Linked DNA regions of Homo sapiens: regions 2 and 3 are each linked to region 1. The links are chromatin contacts, found by Hi-C in ENCODE. All regions are on one chromosome and are shown on one strand. Each heading gives the region's core, a stretch centred on a gene start or an enhancer-like site at or near the end of the contact. The rest is flanking DNA. Distances are from core to core; before and after follow the strand shown.

Region 1 (3,886 bases), core at 692-3,191:
GATGAATAACTTGGCCTACTCAATAGTGTCAAAGCTAGAACCTGAACTCAGGCATTCTGACCACAGTCTAAGTGAAGCCCGATGCTTCCACATAGGTATGTGCCAAGGGAATGTCTAACTTTCGTTGGACTATCAAGGTGTGAACTATAATGCTTCTGTTATTGCAACTAGCAGTGCCAGTTTTAAATTTCCTATTCTCAGATGACCCATGTGCTACAGGAAAACAAACACACAACTCAAATGTCTTCATGTACTCACTTATCTGAGTGTCACTTTTCTAAGAAGTGCAATGTCATTTTGTCACAGATATTAAAAGTTTTCGTCAAAGAAAATATAAGTGCAAAACTCTGACAGTTAAGTCCTTTTCATTTTTAAAGAAAAAGTTTGGCCGGGCACCGTGGCTCACGCCTGTAATCCCAGCACTTTGGGAGGCAGAGGCGGGCGGATCACGAGGTCAGGAGACGGAGACCATCCTGGCTAACACGGTGAAACCCCATCTGTACTAAAAATACAAAAAATTAGCCGGGCATGATGGCGGGCGCCTGCAGTCCCAGCTACTTGGGAGGCTGAAGCAGGAGAATGGCGTGAACCCGGGAGGCGGAGCTTGCAGTGAGACAAGATCGTGCCACTGCACTCCAGCCTGGGCGACAGAGCGAGACTCCGTCTCAAAAAAGGAAAGAAAAGAAAAAGTTGTGTTACTTATACTTTATGCAACTAGGTAACTTAAGTTCTGCAAGTTAGAAATCAAAGGGGAAAAAAGTCCAAAAAGGATATAAACTTTTGACAGCTACAAATAACAAAAAAACTGCCAGTGATCTTCATACAGAAATACTTAGCTGTACACACAGCAAGTGCTCAATAAAAATGCTTTTCAGAAGAAATGAAAATGAGACAAACCTTTCTTGGGTTTTACAAACCTTCTTGGTTTGTATACTAGAAAGAGCTACACGAAAAAAAGCAAGAAGTAACACTCATGAAAATGTCTTTGGACGGAATGAAAACCCTGAGAGGACTCCCATAATGTGACAGCATGAAGGAAAACAATAAACAGCATCACTAAGAGCGGGGACACCAGACATACAGTCTTTTGAGCAAACTAAGAAAATGAGAAATTCCGTGCCATCTTCAATCTACAACTATGGTAGATATCCGATGCTCCATCCCATCTCACTCGAAAAAGCTGGCACGGAGAAAATGTCAAAAAGGCCAGTTTAACTTAGAGTGGCAGCTGCTTCTAATTTAGAGGGTCTCCGGGGCGGCCCGCCAGCCCAATTCGCCACAGCTCCCGGAAAGCAGCGGGGTAATCCAGGGCCGGGTAAAAAATGCAGAAGCCTCAGCCCCACCCCAGCCCGATTCAAACTCTGGAGGCGCGACCGGGATGAACATTTTTTTAGCCACACCTCCAGACGGTTCTTCAGCCCGCTGAAGTTCAAAAACTACCGTTTCAGTTGGATTCAGGGCAAGGGGAGGCCGGTAAGTCGCCCAAAAATAAAGTGAATGAGAAGCAGAAGTTGTTAATACTATATCCCCCGGCAGGTGCTAACCGCACGCCGACCCGACTGCAGCGCGGGAACGGAAGGAGGAAACGGAAGATTTGAAAAGATTCTGCCGCCCCCAGAAACTGTGCGACCCGTGCCCTCGCAGCCACCCCCAAGAAGCTCCGTCTTTACCAACGCGAGCAGCGCAGCAGCTTCTCCAGGCGGTCGAGCGCGGCGCGACTGTGGGCCCAGGCACCGCGACCATCCGGTTCCATGGCGGGCGCGGAACGAGGCTCGTTCCCGGAGCGGATCCTCGGCTGCCGGTTCCTCGGCTGCCGATTATCCGGCATCGTCCCGCCTTCGGATGAAAGGCTCCTCGCAGAGCGGGAAGCAAGGAAGCCTCGGGAAACCACAGGGAAGCTGCAGGCCAGCGACTCGAAACCGGCCAAGCTCTTCCCGCGTCTGGGACGGCGGGCCGCCAGAGGGGCGGGGCGCGCGGGGAGGGGCGGGGCACGGCGGCCGCAATGCTCCCAAAATAGGGACTCGCAGGGCACAGGGGCGGGGCCGCGAGAGCCAGCCGCTGGCCGAGTGGGCGGGACCTAGGGGTGGGGCTGGAGGCTGAAACTTGCCAAAGTCCCGGCGTGTGGGACTTAGGGGAGGGGCCGCGAGAGCCGTGGGACCGAGGGGGCGGGGCCGGACGGCTGAAACTTGCCAAAGTCCCGGCGCGCGGGTCCTAGGGGCGGAGCCGCGAGAACACGCCGGGGACAGAGGGGGCGGGGCCTAGGAGCCTCGGGGCGGGACAGGACGGTCGAAACCGAAGTCCTGGCGCGCGGGGCCCAGGGGCGGGGCCTAGGGGCCTCGGGGCAGGACAGGACGGCTGAAACCGAGGTCCCGGCGCGCGGGGCCCAGGCGCCGTGCAGTGAGAGCACGCCGCTTGACCGAAGGGGCGGGGCCTGAAGGCTGAGCGCAGTCGCGAGGCTGTAGTTGGCAGGAGAGCGGGCGGGGCCTGAAGCCCCTCTGGGCTGCCTGGACGGATGAAGTCCAGGTGGAAAGCCAGTCGACGTTTCCCGGGAGCTACGACTCCAGGGACCCTCATCCGAGCTTAACCGTTGGAACAATCACAAACCCAGAAACTTTTAGCTGAGTGTTATTTATAAAAAGCGCTGTTTTGACTGCTGTTGGACTTGGAAAAGCTTTGCCCACGATACTGAAGGTACCACTCTTTGTTCCTAAGAAAGCAACCTTTTCTTTCCTCTCACCTCAGCTGTGGCGTATATTGTAACTGAGTAAAAATAAGGAAAGTTTCTAATTCTAACTAGTTAACAAATATCAGCTCAAAGGCATGTCTGAAAAGATCTGGTTTACTTTTAAAATATTGGTATAAAATTTCAAAAAGGGTTTTTTTTGTTAGAGAGTGTGTCCACCTTCCTCCTCCAGATCTTTCACTGATCGCCGTAATTTACAGATAAGACCTACAGAGCAACCCGTCATGCCTTCCTGCCGCGCCCCAAGTTCATTTCCAAGTCCTTGCATTTTTTCCCCCTAACTTGTCTCGAATGCACCCATTTTCTCTCCGTCTCTGCTCCACAACATCCCCAGTTGCCTCGTCCTCGCCTGGTTTCCTGTCGTAGCTTTCTAGCTGATATCCAAGTGTCTATCCAGGTCCCAGCCAGTCCCGAGACTGCGGTGTGGCCGCCTAAAACATTTCCAAACACAAAACTCATCGTGGCACTTCCCTTTCTTAAAACTCCTTAAAGTTTTTCTCTGCTCTTTGACTAGCCTCTTGTCAAAACCTCCTCTGGCCATCATGGTCCCAACCCCACAGTGCGTTCCCTTAGGTCATTAAAAGCCCCTGCACCTTGCTGCCTCATGGCTTTTGCGCAAAGATTCACTTTGGAACCTGGAATTGGCCTCCTCTCCATTCCTCATCCTTCAGAATACAGCTGAAGTATCACTCCTTAAAGGTTTTCCTAGTTCCTAGACTGGATTCTCTCAGGTGCATCATATCACCTGTGTATGTAGATACACACACATACGATTATGTGCGTGTCCCCTTCTAGTTCAAAACCTCCAAAAGGCCAGAGATTGGCTGCATGTGACTCATTTCCCAATATCGCTTCATGTGGCACATGCAGTGCTTGGCTCCAGGTAGGTGCTCAGTGTTTGTTGAATCATTGAACTACCTACCCAAGCCAGACCCAGCTTTAAGTGCTTTCCTATGTTAATACCTGCCTTAAGCCTTATAGGGACCCTATGAAATGGGCATTAGTATCTGTAGTGTCACCCCCAAATTCATATATTAAAAGTTGTAACCCCAACGTGATAGTATTTGGAGGGGACCTTTGGGTGGTAGTTAGATTTAGATGGGGTTATGAGGGCAGAGCCCCCATGATGGGGTTAATGACCTT
Region 2 (3,886 bases), core at 807-3,306, 4.7 Mb after region 1:
GGCCGCCGCGGGTGCTGGAGCCGCTGAAGGACGTGGTGCTGATCGAAGGCAGCGCGGCCAAGCTCACTTGCCGCATTTCGGCTTTCCCGGACCCATTCATCCGCTGGAGTAAGGACGGCAAGGAGCTACGTGACGGTCCCAAGTACCGCTACGTCTTCGAGGACCCTGACGTGGTGGCACTGGTGGTGCGCGACGGCGAGCTGGCAGACCTGGGCCAGTACAGCATCAACGTCACCAACCCCTTCGGCCAGTGCTCCGACTCGGCGCGCATCCTCGTGGAAGGTACGCGCGCCCCGGGCGCAGCGCCAGGGCGCAGACCAGCACCACTCAGCCAGAGCCCGCAGCCCGGTCCAGCTGCGCGTGTTTACCTCTGGGCCTAGCTACAGGGTCCCCGCCAGCCCAGCTCTGGGCACGGCCTGGGGCGCATCGCCGCGCCAGCCAAGTGCGTCCTTCCCTACCTCGGGATCCAGCTCCACCCGGGCTGAGCAGTCAGCTGTGGACTTCCATCACGCGGCTCCGGGTCCCCAAGGTCACACAGCAAGCCAGAGGCAGAGCCAGGGTTGGACCCGGGTCTTCTGGCTCCCAACTCTGGCAATTTCCACTACCCGGAGCGGTCTCTGAGGCACCGCGAGATGTGTGAACATTCAGGGGCTTTCGCCCGCCTTATCTCTCTTGATCCTCTATTCGACCCCGAGAAGTAGGAGAGGCAGGGATAAGTCCCTTTAACAGCCAAGGAGATGAAACCAGAGAGGCTAATGATTTGCTCAACGTCACACTGCGAGTTTAAATGCATCTGTATTTAGTGCCGGGTATTAGCCGGTGAGGTGATGCCCTGCCTCATCTCCGGGTCCTTCACGGGGTTTCGCTCCCCTTTCCTTCCGCTAGTCCCGACGAAGATTCAAAAGGGACCCGACAACACTAAGGCGCGCAAAGGCACCACCGTGACGCTGACTGCGGAGATCCTGGGAGAGCCTGCGCCCGACGTAGGCTGGACCAAGGACGGGGAGGACATCGAGGAGGATGACAGGCGAGGGCCGGGACCTGCGGCACGGCCAGGGCCTGGGGCTGGAACCTGGGTGGGACTGAGCCCAGAAATCTGGCTGGAGTGACGGGGGCGGGGACTGGGCAGCGAGGAACAGAGCTGGCTAAGGAGCCCCGCCCAGTGCGCCCGTGTACTGACCACGGCTCCGCCCTCCTCCCCGCCGCCCTTCCGCAGGGTGTTCTTCGAGATCGGCAGCACCACCACGACGCTGACCATTCGCCGGGCCACGCCTCAGGACAGCGGCAAGTACGAGGTGTACGTGGAGAACAGCCTGGGCATGGACCAGAGCTTCGCTCGCGTCGACGTGGCCTGAACGGCACCCCCGGACCTTCCGCCCTGGCGCCGAGCCCGGGGGTGGTGGGACCCACAGCCCTCCACCAGCTTGCTTAATAAAGCTGCTCTCTGACCCTCCGCGTCTGTCCTGCTCTTCCGCGTCGCCATTCCCTCTCCCCCGCACCAGCGCCCACACGTATTCCAGACCCCCACGCCAAGGTCACAGCCTGTTGGAGTCACAGGGAGGTCTGGAGAGCGCCTAGCGCCGTGCTGCATTTCAGACAGTCAAACTGATAAGAGTTGCCCTCGCCGTCCAAGGCGCCCTCACTTCCCAGCGGTACCGCCGGCTGGGCCTGGGACTCCGCCTTCTCCGCTTTTGAGCGCCTCCAGCCCCAGCCCCTTGTGGCTGTTTGCCCCTGGCCCCGCCCCTTCCAGGGCTGGCCACACACCCCTGCTGTCCTTAGTCCCGTTTTCCTGTGGGACCCAGTTCCTCACTTCGGCTGCTGCCCCGAGGCCGATTCCCCAACAGCTCGGGTCCCAGTCTTAAGTTCCAGGCTGGGCTTCTCAGGCCCCACCCTTCTTCGCATTTAACCCCGCCCCGCGATCCCTTGGTCACACCCCTGGACTTCAGCACCTCTTTCCTCTCCCATAAAGTTAGAAAGCGGGTAAAGGGTCAGACTACAATTCCCGGCAGACCCTGCGAATGAGTTCTCGCGACTTGCGAGAAGACACGTGCGCGGAAGGAGCTTGCAGTAGCGGGCGGCAGAGCTGGAGTGAAGGGAGCTAGTGGTAAAGGGAGCTGGTGGAGGGGTGGCGGCAGGGGTAAGGGGCAGGGGACACCCTCTAGACGGAGAGCGGGCTCCGAGGTCCTGGCTGGCCCTCGGTGCGCCCGCCCCTGTGTTGGTCCCACAATCCCTGGCAATGAGAGGCCAGGGTTTATTGGACAGAGTCAGTTGTGGGGTTCAGAGGGTCAGCAATCAATCAATCCTCCGAATCCAGAGATTTAGACCCAGTCGTCCGTATTAGGACTGGAGGGGGGTCAATAGGTTCAGTGTTTGAGATGCCAAGGGAACCTGTCTTTTGATTTGGGGTTCAACATACAGAGGTTAGTTTTAGGATTCATGTTTAGCATATAGAGGATTTTTGCTGGGATTAGGGGTTCTTCAAATTCAGATCAGTGTTAGTTCAGTACTTGGGGATTACGTTCAGGATTTAAGTTAAATATCTGAGGCTCACTCAGGGTTTGCTGTCCAATATTCAGGGTTCACTATTGGGGTTCAGGGCTTAATATCTAGAATGAAGACGCAACACTTTGGGAATTTGAGGCTTCAGTATTTTGAGGTTTGGGTCTGAGAAGGGAGTCTCTGCCAGGTTTCTGAATTTGCAGAATTTGTTCATGGCCAGAGGGAAGTCTTTTAGAGATCAAATTGTGGGGTGTGAATTTCAGAATTTGGGAGGAATCACTGTGAGGTTTGAAGGCCGACTGGAATCTGGGTTGGGATTTGAGATGTGTGGGATTTGTGAGGTTCTGTCCAGGCAGGGACTATATTGAGCTTTGGGTTTACATCTTGGGGGAGGGCTAAGTGCTGCTATTTGGGGTTTGGGGTTTGGTTGGGGTGTGAGATCTGAGCTTGATTTCTCTGCTGGGATTTGAGATGTGTGGGATTTGTGAGGTGTTGGGTCCAGGCAGAGACTATATTGAGCTTTGGGTTTACATCTTGGGAGAGGGCTAAGTGTTGCTATTTGGGTTTTGGGGCTTGGTTGGGGTAGGAGATCTGAGCTTGATTTCTCTGTTGGAATTTGAAGTTTAGGTAGCAGTCACCATTATGCTCAAAGCGGTGATCCTGATTGGAGGCCCTCAAAAGGGTGAGGTGCCAGGGGAATGGGGGGAGGAGGTTGGGCTGGAGTGGTAGGCGGGATGGGGGCAGAGGAAGGCAGGAGGCCGAAATGTTCTCCTCTCTCCTCTCCCAGGAACTCGCTTCAGACCTTTGTCTTTTGAGGTGCCCAAACCATTGTTTCCTGTGGCAGGGGTCCCTATGATCCAACACCATATTGAAGCCTGTGCCCAGGTAACCTCAGGGGCTCCCCTCTCTCACCTCACTTCCTGCTTATCTTCATGCTGTTTCCCCCTTTCCCAACCATGAACTCTTCCCACCAGGCATAACTCCAAGGACCATCATTCACAGATGACAATGTGAATGGCGCCCCCTCAAGTTATGCTGTGCAGCTGCCCTGCTGTCTTCCCCTAATCTAGTTTCTCATCTGGCCTCTTCCTGCTCAGATTTCACTCCTATTTTTAAAGTGTGGAATGTGAGATCAGGCAAGGATCTTGGAGACAATGTAAAGCCGTAGCATGGAGACTCTTAATGATAACCAAGCACAAATTCATATCCTTGATCACATTGTTGCTCATTTCTTTATTGCTTTTCGTATTGAGCCAGGCAAGGTTTTGGTTTGAATTCAGTCTCTGCCTGCTGTGAGGTCTGCAACAAATAACACACCCTCTCTGACACTCAGTTTCCTTATGTGTAAAATGGGGGTGATTAGACCTACCTTGTTGGGTGGTGAAGC
Region 3 (3,886 bases), core at 518-3,017, 4.6 Mb after region 1:
GGGGTGTGAGTTGCATTACTCAGCTGGCACACAGGGCTTGGAGACCAGCCTAGGGACCTGCCTTTCCACCCCCACCCCACCCCCAGTACCTTGCTCTCGGGCTTAATATTCCATTTCTCAGTCTCCTTGAGTTCACTGAAGCCAGCCTGGAGAAGGCGGTTGCGGCATTCAGCCACAGCTGTGGGAAAAGCACCCTCTCACAGCGATGGAAGCTGGTGAAGGGCGCATCAGCCTCCACCCTCCTCCCTTGCCCTGGCCACCGCTTACCATGGAAAGGAGAGGGACTCCGGTTCACGAACTTGAGGAGTTCCTTAGCCGCAGTCTGCACCGCCTCTTTGCGGGCCTTACCGTTCATGGCCACCTAGGGGAGGGGGATGCTCAGACTTTTACAAGGTCTGGGACCCCTGACCTTTCACCCAGGTTCCGAGGATTCTCCCATCCCCACCCCCAGAAGTGACCACTCTAAGGCACAGACCTCTGCTTCCGCCCGTCCCCACCGAGAGACCCAAACCCAGGGCTGAAACTCCGTTGAAAGCTTCAGCCCGCCGGCCCAGGATCATGAGCCAGGCCCGCCCCTTAATCCGAACTTTAGCCCGACTCCCTAAGTCCCGCCCCCATGTCCCTGCCCAGCTAGGAAATCCTGTTCTGCTCCCAAACTCCGGGATCCCAAGCGGGCCCCATACTCTGAGGCGGCCTGCATCACGTGCGCGTACCCAGCCCGGAGCCAAAGCCCTGTACCCCAAGGAGCACCCTGACTCCTCTCTCGCACCCACCTAGTCTCTCGCAGGACTCCCCCTTCCAGTCCCGGGAAAGTCGTCAGGTCACCCTCCGCGGGGCTTTCGGTTTCGCTTTGGGTCAGGCGGCCCCACTGCAGCACCGCGCTAAGCTTGGGCCCCGGAGGGCGCCGGACCCGGTCTGGGATCGAAATTCAAGTGGGGCCGTCGGGAGCCACTTACCTGCATGGCCCCGCGCGTGGGGCTGTGTCCGCTCATCTGGCCTCCGGGCTCGGCCCGCCCCCACCGCGCCGCCTGCCCCGCCCCTCACTAGCTTTGCAGGTCCCCCGCGTGCCCCTTCAGGCCGCGCCGCACTCGTAGGCCTTCATCACGCTTCCCCGGCCGCGCCGCCCCGCCCCATGTTTGGCCTCCCCGCCCACCTCTCCCCGCCCCTCGGCATCCGCCCCGCCCACCTCGGTCAGCCCCGCCCCTCGGCGGGCTTACCCTGTCCGCTCCGCCCCTCGCTGGGCACCACCACCCGCCTTGCCCCGCCCTTGCCCCGCCCCTAGCTTGGCCGCACCGCCCGCCCCGCCCCGCCCCTCGCCAGGAAGCACCGCCCGCCCTGCCCCTCGCAGGGCTGCACCGCCCGCCCCGCCCCTCGTCAAGCTTCCTCGTCCGCCCCGCCTCTCGCCAGGCTGCACCGCCCTCCCCGCTTTGTCCCGCCCCTCACCAGGTTTCCCCCATCCGCTCCGGCCCTCGCTGTACCCCACTACTCGCCCTGCCCCCGCCCTTGCTCCGCCCCGCCCTTCGTCAGGCCTCCTTGCGCTCCCCGCCCCTTGTCAGGCCGTGCCGCCCACCCCGCCCCGCTCCTCGCCAGGCTGCTCCACCCGCCCCGCCGCTCGTCACGCTTCCTCGTCCGCCCCGCCCCTCGCTAGGCTGCACCGCCCGCCCCGCTTCCGCCCCATCCCTCTCCAGGCCGCGCCTCCGCCTCCGGCCCGCCCTCGTCTCCGCCCCTGCGGGGGCTGCTCGTTAGGCCCCGCCCTGCACCCCCGTCACCCACGCCGCGCGACCCGCAGCCGCCGCCAGGGCCCTCTGCTGCCGCGGAGGTGCTAGGACAGCCGCGGACGGCCCGCCTCCCCGTGCCCCGGGCCTCGAGGCCAATAAAAAGCTCGCCCCTCCAGCTCACCGGGTCCGACGGGTACGGTACAAAGTGCTGTCTCTCGCCACAGCCACCTTTGTGACAATAAAAGCAATAAGGCTAATGTCCATGGGGCGCTCACGGTGAGCTTTAGCTTTATGATAAAGATTGGCCTGTTACCTCGTTTAATCTTCACAACTGCCCCATCAACTATGTACTCTTACTGTCCCCAGTTTATGCATGAACAGAGAAAGCTGAGATACGGAGACTAGTGATCCGTCGAGGTAATAAACGGCACAGGTGGGGTTTGAACTCCATCAGTTTGATTGCAGAGGCCTGGAACAACCCTACAGCCTTCTCTCAGATCTTTTCTGGACCTTTTTCTATGCGCTTTGGTAAGTGTTATGTTACACGGGAGGTCCACAAGGGACACAGAAGTTGACTTGCCCAAGATCACATAGCTGTTTGGGTGGATCTGGGATTTGACTCTGATATCTGTGCCCTTTCCATTTGTTAAAAACAACAGAAAAACAAATTCCACATTATTGGCAGTTCCAGTATTCCCATGTCAGGAGTAGTGAGTAGCACGTTTAAACCCCATGCACCTTCCTAGCTGCAGGAACTGATCAGGACTCTTGGTGGCCTCTAGATCCAAAACAGGGCCCAGCTACCAGGGGTTCAAACAAAATTCCAGAGATCACAGGTTTATGGAGCAACCTGCCGTTTATATACCTGGGGTGGGGAGTGACAGGGTGGGATGGGGAGAGGCTGGAAAGGTCCTGCAGCCCTCACTTCAAACTAGTAGATATGGCAGGGGAGTTTTCAAGAATTCACCCACTAGGTGCTGGCTTAAATTCATGGCATTCCCTAACCGTTTGTTGAAATACCATTATGGGCCTGGCGCAGTGGCTCACGCCTGTAATCCCAGCACTTTGGGAGGCCGAGGCGGGTAGATCACTTGAGGTCAGGAGTTCGTGACCAGTCTGACCAACATGGTGAAACCCCGTCTCTACAAAAAATACAAAAATTAGCCGGGTGTAGTGGCACGTGCCTGTAATCCCAGCAGCTACTTGGGAGGCTGAGGCAAGAGAATCGCTTGAACCCGGGAGGTGGAGGTTGCAGTGAGCTGAGATCGTGCCACTGCACTCCAGCCTGGGCGACAGAGTGAGATTCTGTCTCAATAAATAAATAAATAAAATTATGTATAAAGCTCAATGCTGAGCAGGACATGGAGAGAGCATTCTTGTCCTCTACCTCCTGGGGAGGGGACACATTCAAGGAGGACAGTGAAAGGGCCGAAACAAGGCTACAATGTATAAGGGAAGGAGACAACCTGAATAAGGAACCACCTTTAATGTTCTTTCTGATCACAGAAAAGAGTACATGCTTGAGTAAGAGATTCAAACATCACCAAAATGCATAACTTAGAAAGTGAGCCGGGAGTGGTGGCTCACGCCTGTCATCCCAGCATTTTGGGAGGGAAATACAGAAGTGTTCCTATTCAAATCAGAAGTGAGACATTGATGAGCTATTACTGCTGCTAGACAATGTGGAGCTGTAGTCAGAGCCAGTACCACAAAACAAAATTAACAATTCTATATGTGCAAAAGTAAAATTGGTCATTATTTATAGATTATATGATTATCTAGAATCCCCAAGAAAATAAACGATCAAGCTATTATTAGAACTGGTAGGAAGGGTAGCCTAATTTAAAAAACACTGACTTTCTTGTACAATAATCACCTAGAAAATATAAAAGTAAAAAGGTTCTTATTGACCATTTTTGGTTTGGGTAAAAAAGAAAAAAGTAAAAGGGCTATATTTACAAGAGCAAGAAATATTGTTAAATTTCTAGTCATGAACATATGAGACACCTAATCTCACTTTAAACAGGAAAATGCAAGTTAAAAATGAGATAACAGTTGGGCGTGGTGGCTCATGCCTGTAATCCCAGCACTTTGGGAGGCAAAGGCGGGTGGATCACGAGGTCAGGAGTTTGAGACTAGCCTGGCTAAAAATACAAAAAATTAGCTGG

Evidence for each region. A loop is a pair of places that touch in the nucleus more often than their neighbours do. Pooled maps may share reads with other maps.
Region 2: a loop to region 1 is called in a pooled map, with 18 times the contacts of the local background. The contact joins the promoter of GMPPA here to the promoter of BARD1 in region 1. A Hi-C loop is called at or near these places in 5 of 50 pooled maps.
Region 3: a pooled map shows a loop between it and region 1 (23-fold over the local background). The contact joins the promoter of DNPEP-AS1 here to the promoter of BARD1 in region 1. A Hi-C loop is called at or near these places in 10 of 50 pooled maps.

Annotation. Positions count from the first base shown.
Region 1 is chr2:214,807,742-214,811,627 of GRCh38, forward strand. It overlaps BARD1 (BRCA1 associated RING domain 1), which reads right to left and starts at 1,942. Exons shown (of 11, transcript NM_000465.4): 1 at 1,671-1,942. The coding sequence starts at 1,828. SNHG31 (small nucleolar RNA host gene 31) reads left to right here and starts at 2,488. Exons shown (of 4, transcript NR_110292.1): 1 at 2,488-2,691. RefSeq lists enhancers at 881-930, 1,221-1,300 and a silencer at 1,851-2,420.
Region 2 is chr2:219,496,835-219,500,720 of GRCh38, forward strand. It overlaps GMPPA (GDP-mannose pyrophosphorylase A), which reads left to right and starts at 2,057. Exons shown (of 13, transcript NM_013335.4): 1 at 2,057-2,104; 2 at 3,122-3,181; 3 at 3,287-3,384. The coding sequence starts at 3,142. It overlaps SPEGNB (SPEG neighbor), which reads left to right. Exons shown (of 5, transcript NM_001286811.2): 3 at 1-282; 4 at 886-1,027; 5 at 1,217-1,453. The coding sequence ends at 1,355. All of the region lies in intron 1 of ASIC4-AS1 (ASIC4 antisense RNA 1), which reads right to left. RefSeq lists enhancers at 1-296, 297-1,114, 1,115-1,932, 1,937-2,126 and a silencer at 1,027-1,106.
Region 3 is chr2:219,386,803-219,390,688 of GRCh38, forward strand. It overlaps DNPEP-AS1 (DNPEP antisense RNA 1), which reads left to right and starts at 1,768. Exons shown (of 4, transcript NR_183823.1): 1 at 1,768-1,994; 2 at 2,085-2,246. DNPEP (aspartyl aminopeptidase) reads right to left here and starts at 1,110. Exons shown (of 15, transcript NM_012100.4): 1 at 957-1,110; 2 at 268-361; 3 at 90-178. The coding sequence starts at 992. RefSeq lists an enhancer at 1-637 and silencers at 902-1,141, 1,162-1,681, 1,762-1,911.